2 separate regions of the Homo sapiens genome follow, and region 2 is linked to region 1. A link is a loop called in an ENCODE intact Hi-C map of the cell type or tissue named here. Cell type or tissue: dorsolateral prefrontal cortex. All regions are shown on one strand. Links, peaks and the distances in the headings refer to the core of each region. The heading gives the core; the rest is flanking DNA. Region 1 has its middle 80 kb from the start of MIR181B1. Region 2 overlaps MIR181A1HG (MIR181A1 host gene).

Region 1 (5,390 bases), core at 185-5,184:
AGGAGCTTGGGTCTGTGGAAACAAGGCGGGGGCAGCGGTCATGGGATGAAGACTGCTCGTGGTTGCTGTGTTCAAGATGTAGCAGGCGAAGAATACATCCTGAGAAGGATAAAGCCATGTCCTTAGAGTTCAGGCATGACCTCTGAGAGCTGGTTGAACATCCTCCTCCATCCCGGGTGAAGCAGCTGCTTCCACTCTGCTGGATACCCTTTTGGCGCAAGGCAGAATGCATCAAAACTGTGTGGAGTGAAACGCGTGAACCCTGTTCTACCAACAGTCACACAATTCAGGGAAATTTGCTTTGCTGTTCTTAGCTTCATGGTTTTCATCTCTAAAATTGGGATAATATTTAAAAGTTACCATTTATTCAAGACAATGAGCCAACCACTGTGTTAAGTACTTTATATTTTCTCATTTAATCCTAAGTGGAAAAGCAACAAAGAAGTAGAGTTTAATCGTATGAGTCTATGTTCTGACCTCCTTATGCCCCACTTTTCTCTTCCGTAACCTGGAAATCATGACGGTTTTTACCTTCCAGCATTGTGAAGATTACTTGAGATAACGAACACAAATATTTACGAAAGTGATTGATCCACGGTAAGAATTCAGTAGATGATGGCTGTGATTAACAGTCCTCAAAAGGTAGCTATTATTCCCACTTTAAGGATGTGGAAATTGGTACCAATAACAGTTGCTAAGTAGTAGATCTGGGATTCAAGCATAGGTCTACTGGCTATTAAAACTTAGCTCAAACCACAAGGCTAATAAAAATTCCTGTTGCCCAAACCTTCTCATTCCCTTGGCCTTTTTTCCCACCCAGCCTGTCTTAGCTGGGCCTATTGGTCTCTATGGAGCACACTAACAGTCATTTCTACTCATCTAGTTCCCAGACAAACCCTGATTTGAGAGAGGAAGTTTCAAACCAGACTCAGCTTCTCCATCCTTTGAGGCTGGATATTGAGTCACTCTTCCTGTTACTGTTAACTCAGGACAAAGAGTTCCAGCACTAACCACAGAGTCTTGTCCTGTTCAGTAAAGAATGCACCACAGCCACCTCATGAGAAAGAGGAAGGCCTTCTGACTCCGGCCGCTGCCTCTCAGTCCCACTCCTGCAGTCGCCTCTGTATCTCTTCCCCTCTTGTCCTCCACACTCTACGGTTCTCAAAACCAGGCTCTGCTTGCTATTAGTACTGACAACACTGTCATCCACACTTTATATACGTCCCTTCTAATATTTATTGTATCCCTTGTGGCGACTATTAGTATCTCAAATTTAGATTGGAGAAGCAAATTTAGAATGATTAAATAATGTGTACAAGGTCACACAACCATTTATCTTTATAATGATAATAATCTGCATTTATTATTCATGAATATTTCAAAATCACCTAGAACAAGGTTTCTCAAGCCCAGCATTATTCCAGCCAGTGGAGACAGTGTGCTGTCCCCATTTGTTGACAGAGCACTGAATTTACAAACATTAACTCTACTTATACCTCATTACCTCTACTCTCATCCCATTGGCCATAATTAACTATATGGCCACACCTAACTAGGCTGGGATATGTGGCTTTTATGTCCATACAAAAAGCAGAAATTCTGTTACTATAGAAGAAGAACATAGAAATTGGCAACAACTAGCAATATTTGCCACAACACTTCATAGTGTTATCATGAGTACCAAGTGCACTGTGAATGTGACAGTGCTTTTGTAAGTTCAAAAGGACTGAACTAATACTGGCTGCAGACTTCTAAAGAAACCCTTGCACCACAAATCTTGAAATGGTACCAACTCATGAAAATAAGTAATAGTTAGCAACAATCACATCAAGTTTCCCCAGGCGCAACTAGCTTCACTTCAACTGGGAATTGCCACGAAAACCAGGGTTTATGCTGCTGAGTGAAGTACACAATGATCACAGGAATTCTGGATTTGGAAGATTTTACCATTAGCTGTGCTGCAAATCATTTGATTTTCATGCCATTTTTCTAGACTGGGATGAAAACACACACACACACACACACACACACACACACACACACCTCTCATTTACTGTAGTTCTCACATAGACATCTGAAAAAGGAGTCTACTGATTGTACACCTTATATTCAAGGACCTTTGACTTGGGAATTGAGTTTGTCAGGTACTGTACCAGTCTGCTTTGACTAAGCCAAATTCTGAGTCCAATTTTCACTTTTCTTATCTGCAAAACTAATGAAAAGGATGAGATCATCTCTCCATCAAAGTAATAGCATTCTATAAATTTTGCTTTCCTCAGCCACTACATAAAAGTCAGGGCTAAAGATTGGTGGGAGAAGAGCCACAGGCTCCCTTTGGTGGTCTGAATAATCTACTGTGGATCACACAGCAGTCATTGGCTGGCTGGGACTCTTGGTTCAGCTGAGGTCCAGGCATAACAGGCCCGCCCTGCTGCCTCAAACCGAGGTGTATTGAGGAAGACGCATGTGGCTGTTTACACAGGGCCTGGAAGCCGGGGCCTGGCTCATGCTGAGCTCAGCTTCTCACTTCTCTGAGAACTGGAATTCCCCAAATTTTCCCCCAAATTAAAAGAACCAACAAACTGTATTATAAAAACAAACAGAATTTGTTTTTCTTTTAACAAATAAAAACTAATTTATGCTAAAGCTTTGTTGCCTTGAGTCAAGCCAACCGCATGATCCACTGCCAACGCTTCTCTGTATTAACTTCTCAAGTTTTTCAAGCTTAGTCCTTGCTGGAAAAAGTATAGGGTTTGCAAGCCACTAATTGGCATAAAATGCTCCTCTATTTTATATAAACACACAGCATAGTATCAAAAATAGAGTTGCATTCATTAGCCTAAAAATCCAGCTTCCCATGTGAAATCTTTTTTTATGCCCCTCAAGATTTAGGTCTGCCTCTAGAGTTAAAGGAAAACTTGTTTTTTAAACTTGTACTCTGTAATTTCACATAAAAAAGAAAAGATGGCTTTGATTTCTATTTTTACCTATTAACATATTTTATAAGCAGTAAGGCAGAAAATGAAATTTTTCCCTCAACTATTCAGTGCTAATATTATTAGGACAGCAAATCTGAAATTAAGCAAATCCATAGCAATATCGACAACAGCATAATAATACAGGTATATCTTGCTCTATTCCATGTTGCTTTACTGTGCTTTGCAGATACTGATTTATGTTAATAAACTGAAGATTTGAGTTTGTGGCAACCCTGCCTCGAGCAAATCTATTGGTGCCAGTTTTCCAACAATGTGTGCTCACTTCAAGTCTCTATGTCAGCATTTTTCAGCAATAAAGTATTTTTAATTAAGGTAGTACTTTTTTTAGATATAATGCTATTGCACACTTAATAGACTACAGTATAGTATAAACATGACTTTTATGTGCACTAGGAAACCAAAATAGTTGTGTGTAACTCACTTTATTGAGGTGGACTGGAACCAAACCCTCAGTATCTCCGAGGTATGCCTGTAAAAACACCAGATATGTTTCTATGGATACTGCCACAGATTGGTGATTAAATCTTGATCACATTTTGCGAAGCTAATTGTTTGCAATCCTTTGTGATTTTCAGTTCTGAGTACACTAGGCCCCGTCATCACTCTAAGCAGATGACTACTCCTTCTGCTTTACTGAGAGCAAGATTCAGGGTGTCCTTGGTAGGTCCTTTCCTAACTCAAAATCCCTCTATATCCCAATTCCTTCAGGCCTTCTTTTCCCTCAAAGGATTAGGCATTGCTTATGCCTTCTTTTCTGCATGAGACCCCCTCCACCTGTATTCTTGGTTTCATAGACTCAAACTACTCCACAAGTTTATCAGTCTCTGCTTCTTCAAACATGTTTCTTCTCTTAATCTTTCTGAATTACAAACAAGTTTTTCCCCATTCTAAAAACAATGCTCTATTTTTCCATCCCCCATAGCTCCTCAGCCCACCAGACCTCCCTCCTGATCAACTCCAAATTCTCAAAATTATTGTGTAAATCAGCTGTCTACATTTTCTCCTTCCTTAGTTGCTCTTCAAATCTTTGAACTCTCATCTCTAGCCCCATATCTTCTCCTGAAACTAGTCTTTCCAAATTTAATAATAATCTCTGGATTACTAAATTTAGTAATTCATTTTAATCCTCATGGTTCCTGACTTCTGTAGCATATGACACTATAAAGACGAATTTCCTCATCCCCATCCTCCACTAACCTGGGCCTACAGACACCAACAGCCCACTGTCTTTCCCTCAATGCCATGGTCCGGCATTAAACATTCTAAGGGCTTTGGACCTAGTAGATGGACACTGATGTCCCCAAGAACAAGGGGTCCTGCTGGCCTATTTCTAATTGTAGGATGGTGACTCTGATTTTGATCATTTTCCATGATGAGGTGAATATTTTCTTAGCTTCCACTATACTACAGCGTCCAAATTCGCATTTTCCCACTTCTACACATTCTCCTCCTCTGTATGGCATCAGCTGCTCCTCAGAGAGACCAAACTCACATTTTCAATACGCTACTAGATATTCCCATCTAGTCCTTGTAAATGGAATTTGCAACCTCTTACTCTTCCAGGGTCAAGGCCTCAGTGTTGTCTTTGATCTCATCCCCTTCCTCACTGCCCATGATTACCAGGACTGGTTGATTGTCTTTTTGCAAAGACTCTGGCAGGTGTCTATTATTTTGATTCCTGCTGCCAAGGCTCTAGTATATGCTCTTGCTATCTTTTGACTAAACTATGTCAATACTGTTTTATGGTTTCCTGGACTCCAATTGTTCCCAACTTTGGTTTATCTAACACATTTAAATAACTTTCCTATAACGTATCTTTTCATGGTTCTTCAATGACTCACAAGGAAAGGACACTAAGGTCACTCTCTTTTGCTGACTTAGGATCCTCTACCATGTGCACCCCATGGACTAGTTGAAATGCTCTACTTACTGCATGCTATCACCTATATTTTTATCTTCTTGAAACTTGTTTCAATACGTTTCTTCTACTTGGAAGACCTTCAGCCTGGAGATATTCACTCTAAAATCTAGCTGTCATTTTAAGTTCTAACTCAAATGCTACCTACTACAAGAATCATTTCTGGATCCCTCCTCACTGCTCCCTTTGAATTTATTATTCTTGGATATAATTTCTCCCTTAACTTAAATCCCACTCATATTTTTGTCTCCTATACTTAGCTACAGTTTATTTGAGAGTCAAACAATTATTAGTCATTTCAAGAATAAATTAAGGGAATGGGAAGATTGGAATATAAAGGAAGAAAGGAAGAGAGGGAGAGAAAGAAAAAAGGAAAAACTATAGGAAGAGATGTAGAAGGAAAAACTATAGGAAAAGACGTTGAAGGAAAAGAAGAGATGTAGAAAAGATGGAGAGAAGGAAATATGAAGAAA
Region 2 (5,390 bases), core at 163-5,162, 67 kb after region 1:
CTGAATTATTTCTTTCTAAGGATAATGGTTTGTTTTTCATAGAATTTTATACTTTGTTTGATATTTTCCGTAGGCACTACATCATGAAAACAGGCATCAAAATTCTCTTGCTGCTATAACTCATTCCACCAAAGCCTTTCCTTGACTGTATAACTCATCAAAGAAACTAATGTGAGAAAAGTTATTAACAGCTTATAATCGGATAACCTATAATTTCCCTACTTTGCCCTCACTTCTGTGTTACATTTAAAAAGAGCTTTTACCTAAACCAAAACAAAATAGCTATGGAAAAGTTAGGCTCCATAATAGGACTGAGGGTGAATATAGTTCTGACTCTGCTGATCTCAAATTACACCATCTTCACAAACATCTCTGCTATCTATGAAGAAGGTCTCCTAAAAGCATTCAACTTATGCCCTCTAAGGGGACATAACACCATTCCATGATGTCGCACCTGGATTTTTTCCTGTACCAGAATACCCTTCTTATCTGTAGCGAGCTAACACCACCCTCTGAATGCCATGCCATTCTTCTGAGGAATAATTCTTTCCACACTCTGCACTACAAGCTTTCAGTCAGGGTAACTATGGATTTATCTGATACTGCCTGCCTAGCCAACCAGATTGGGATTGGTGATCAGCCTACATCTCCTCATCAATCAGAACCTTGACCTAAGATGTTGGAATTAGGGTCCATTATGAGCCACTCTTAATCCCATTCTGTTTGCAAAGCTGGAAGATGTGTGTTTTCGTAGCTATGTGGTCACAATATTATAATCATCCAATGGGTTCCTCCTGCCCACTGCACAGAAAAAAAAAAAAATTCACTGAGACTACGGTATTGCAGTACAGAAAGTGTTTAATTAACACAGAGCTGGTCAAGTGTTTGGACTGGAGTTATTACTCAAATCAGTTCCCCAAGAACTCAGAGGCTAGGGTTTTTATGGATAATTTGGCAGGCAGTGGGCTAGGAAATAAGTGCTGCTGAATGGTTGAGGGTGAAATCATAGGATGTGGAGGATGGTACTCATACACTGTGTCTGCCTCTGGGTGGGGGCCACAGGACTGGTTCAGTCCTGCTCTGGATGGAGTCAGTCAGTTGCCAGAATGCAGAAGTCGGAAAAACATCTCAAAAGACCAGTCTTGCCAGGCTCGGTAGCTCACACCTTTCTCTCATCCCAGCACTTTGAGATGCCAAGGTGGGTGGATCACTTGAGGTCAGGAGTTCAAGACCAACCTGGCCAACCTGGTGAAACCCCATCTCTACTAAAAATCCAAAAATTAGCCGGGTATGATGGTACATGCCTGTAATCCCAGCTACTTGGGAGGCTGAAGCATGAGAATGACTTGAACCCGGGAGGGGGAGGTTGCAGTGAACTGAGATTGCACCACTGCACTCCAGCCTGGGCAACTGAATGAAACTGTGTCTCAAAAAATAAAAAATAAAAATATCAATCTTAGGTTGATATTTTTTATCAACCCTTCTGACAGCATTGAGTCAAATATAATAGAAGACACACAGTGTTTCTATTACTCAAAGAGAGCTTTTGTACCCATGCAAATGCTATATAAGATCAAACAAATGTTTAGCAATAAAATCGTCTTTCTTGGTTGCCTACATGCATAAACATTTGGCATATCTTATTTACATTGGGGGTGCTCTTAGGAAAATTTTTTGGTATAAAATCATTGGAAATAAAATTCGAGGCCAATGCGAAAAATCTGAAGTCTTTGTCAGTTCTCCTTTTTTATCAGTTGGCCTGGAATCTTTTTTCCATCTCACTGGGAATTACGAGTGTGAAGGAAAACATCAAGAAACCAGAACCTGCTGCTTACTTCCTCAAAGAGTAGAAATGAGATGGTACAAAAAATGGAAACATCAGGATTACATTTGTTTCCTTTTATTATCATTTCTTTCACATCTTTTTTATACTTATCCTGCCTTAATATGTATTTTCTATTTTATTTTATTTGGAGTTTTATTTTTTTCTCATCTCAGCTATATATTTTCAAGTGATCAACCTGATCATTAACGCACCCCAGCAAATGCTTCTACCTCTGTTTTATAACTCAGTTGAATAAATGGATATGTGATTAAAAATTGATTTGCATTTTAAAAATTCCCATATCAATAAAGCAGATGGAAAACAAAGATTTTAACTAACATTTATATAATTTTTTCCTATATAATTTTGCCAATTTTTTTCTCATTCAATTGTAGAGATCTTGAGTTTCAAGAGTGCTTAGAGATCCACTCTTTCAGAGACTTCATTTGGAGATAAGAAAATTAATTGCTATATATGATTCTGGAAGAATATCAGTCTGACTTGCATCAAACAAGTGGTTCATGGTAAGACTGGGCTGACACATGCTTTCCAAATTTTAAATTTAATGTTTTTTCCATGAAATCATGAGACATTTTAAAATTTGTGGTGTTGTTATTGTTGCTGTTGTTAGCAGGAAGTAATAAAGAATAGACAGAAGATTATTCTACTTTGGAGTTCTGCTTTTATTATTTTACTTTTATTATTATTTTACTATTATTACTAGTATATATATATTATTACTATTACCCATATATTATTATTTATTATTTTACTCTGGAGTTAGAGGCCAAGTAGTTGCCTTTGCTGTGATTTAGATGATTCTGGCCAAGTTTTCCCTGGAATCTATTGCATGAAGAATTGATAAACTTCCTTGCAGGCAGCTCCATCTAAGAAAGCCAAAATAAAATAAATTTAGGTTTAGCCCAATCATGAACGCTTCGTCAAAACGAGGTGCAGATTTCAATTTCGCAAGGTGCATGGCCTGTAGATGAGTCTGTTCGTTCCACCTTATGGATTTATGCTTGATTTCCTATATAAATAGAATCACTCTTTTAAAGCTTTATATGACATTGGGGGAAAATGTAAGTCTTTGGTACCATTTTACCAGAGTGTTCAATTGAAAAATGAAAGAAATTCCTAATTGTCTACATGGTGAAGCTCTGGCAGTTTGAATCAGCACTCCAGGGGAGTGAGAGGACCCAGAAACGGCAGAACTTGGCATCAATGTTGTTGTTACCCAGTGAGATTGCTCTGTCAGCAGGAGAAAGCAGTGCTGGCTGGGTGTGATTACATGCAGCCAAAAGAACAGTGATCCTCAATGGGACTAGTTATAATTCAAAAGAAAAGACAAGTGGAAGAAAGTGGCTCATGCAGCGTGCAGGTTGACTGGGTTTGTAAAATCTCCTAGGACCCTTCAGAAATACTTTGGGGAAGGTAGAGATGGGGAGGAAATTCTGAAGACTGAGGCCCTGGTGTATCCAGCGTGCAAAGTTTTCACGGACATAACTTTGTATCTTCTATATAGCCACTGTTCGTTCTTATTTAGCAGCAGCAAAATATCATGAATGAGATACATCAAAAGTCTTTCTCCTGTCATTACATAATCACTACAATAATCTGAAAGCAGTTACTTTTGTGTGTGTGTGTGTGTGCGGTCGCCGGGGCTGGGGGGAGGGCAGAGTCTCACTCTGTCGCCCAGGCTGGAGGGAAGTGGTGCCATCTTGACTCACTGCAACCTCTGTCTCCTGGGTTCAAACTATTCTCATGACTCAGCCTCCCTAGCAGCTGGGATTACAGGCATGCACCACCACATCCAGATAGTTTTTGTATGTTTAGCAAAGACACAGTTTTACCATGTTGGCCAGGCTGGTCTCATACTCCTGAGCTCAGATGATTCACCCACCTTGGCCTCCCAAAGTGCTGGAATTACAGGCATGAACCACTGCACCCTTAAAGACAGTTACTTTTTTAATCAATATAACCAGAGTTTTTGCTGAAAATGGATGAAACAGAGAAGATAAATATATTGTACTTTGAGCTTATCCATTCTTTAAACATGCCAAATTTGCAGAAGATACCTTTACGAAGACTTTTTATCTCAATTCTTTTTTCTTTATCAATCTCTAAACCATTGAAGCTGAAATCATTTAAACGTTCTATTATATCTATCTGTACACTGACTGCTGTAAAATAACATTTTAATAAATAATTTAATAAGGAAAGTAAAAAGGAATAAAGTAGTGAAAAAGAGTAAAGAGATGCACCTGGACATTTAAAAGTATATAGTGACAGTGGCAAAAAAAAGGGCAAAATCTTTGCTTAGTTGGGAAGCTCTCAGTCATCTATTGCTGTGTAACAAATCACCCTGAATCTTAGCAGCTTAAAAGAACAAAGGCTTCTTACCTCATCGTGTGTGTGGGTCAGGAATGTGACATGGCTTGGCTTGGCTTCTCTTGGCTCAGGGTCTCTCATAAGGCTTGTAATCAAGATTTTGGTCCAAGTTTCAGTCATCTCAAGATTTGAGTAGGGGAGGATCTGCTTGCTAGCTCATTGACATGGCTGTTGGCTGGCCTCCATCCCTTGCCATATGGGCCTCTACAAAAGTCTGCTTCATGACACAGCCGCTGGTTGTCCTCACAGAGAGTTATCAAGGGTAAGCAAAAGAGAACAACCAAGATAGAAACCACCTTTTTTTTTTTTTTGTAACCTAATCTTGGAAGTGCCCCCGTCACCTCTGCTGCATTCTAGATCCAGCCTACAGTTGAAGGGAGGGTATTTCAGAAAAGCACCAATATTAGGAGATGAGGATCTTTGGGGCCTATCTTACAGGTTGCCAATCACAATCTCTAAGATGGAAAAGCTTTGGATCAAGGGTTAAATAGTGTGTTATTATGTTTATGAAATATTATGCAGTTTGATATTTGGGCACCTTAATCGTAATCTCCCTTGACACTCTCACTCTCTTTCATTGTTGAAATCACCCAGGTTCATTGGAATCATCGGTTTTGAATTCCACCATCTCTCTTCTGGGCAATAATAATTGCCTCCTAAACGATGTATAAGCAGCTCAACTAGTAAACCCTGTTAGTTCAACATTAAAACCATCCCAGAGTGATCATTTTTTTGAAACATAAATCAGATCATCCTCTACCTTTCAACCTTTGCGCCTATCACTCATTTAAGGACACTTTGCTGGATTCCTATTGCCTTTGAGACATTAGAATAAATATTAACATGGCTTACACATTTTTGTGTGGCCTTGGCATAGACCTCCTTAGCCTCAGGTAACAGCAGCCTCCTGGGAGGCTCTGTTCCAGCCGAATTATATGAGTCTCTATGCTTTCCTTGAACTGCATTTCTTCTTCCAGTATTGAGGGTCTGCACATGTTATTTTCTCTGCCTGGGATGCTCTTTGTCTCCTTATCCTCAATCCATGCCCCCAACTTCTCTACCAGTTATTATTTACATCTGTTAAGTGGAAAATTTTCCACTAATGCAGCTCTTGCCTAGGAGATCTCAAAACTAATTTAGTTTTAATCACAACTAGTTCTAACCAGTTGAAGCT

The links. Peaks named below come from ENCODE experiments on the same cell type or tissue, not always from the same donor. Only the 100,000 strongest peaks of a DNase experiment are listed, where the experiment ranks them.
Region 2: a loop joins it to region 1, with 2.6 times the contacts of the local background. A loop is called at or near these places in 5 of 110 quality-filtered maps.

What each region holds. Positions count from the first base shown.
Region 1 is chr1:198,775,836-198,781,225 of GRCh38, forward strand. No RefSeq gene overlaps it. Among named protein-coding and RNA genes, the nearest start is that of MIR181B1, 80 kb to the right of the region's middle. In dorsolateral prefrontal cortex, for the core only: no CTCF peak of the experiment used is centred there; DNase peaks (open chromatin) are centred at 1,073 and 2,456; H3K27ac peaks cover 2,003 bases.
Region 2 is chr1:198,842,405-198,847,794 of GRCh38, forward strand. All of the region lies in intron 2 of MIR181A1HG (MIR181A1 host gene), which reads right to left. Among named protein-coding and RNA genes, the nearest start is that of MIR181B1, 14 kb to the right of the region's middle. In dorsolateral prefrontal cortex, for the core only: no CTCF peak of the experiment used is centred there; DNase peaks (open chromatin) are centred at 3,067 and 4,397; H3K27ac peaks cover 520 bases.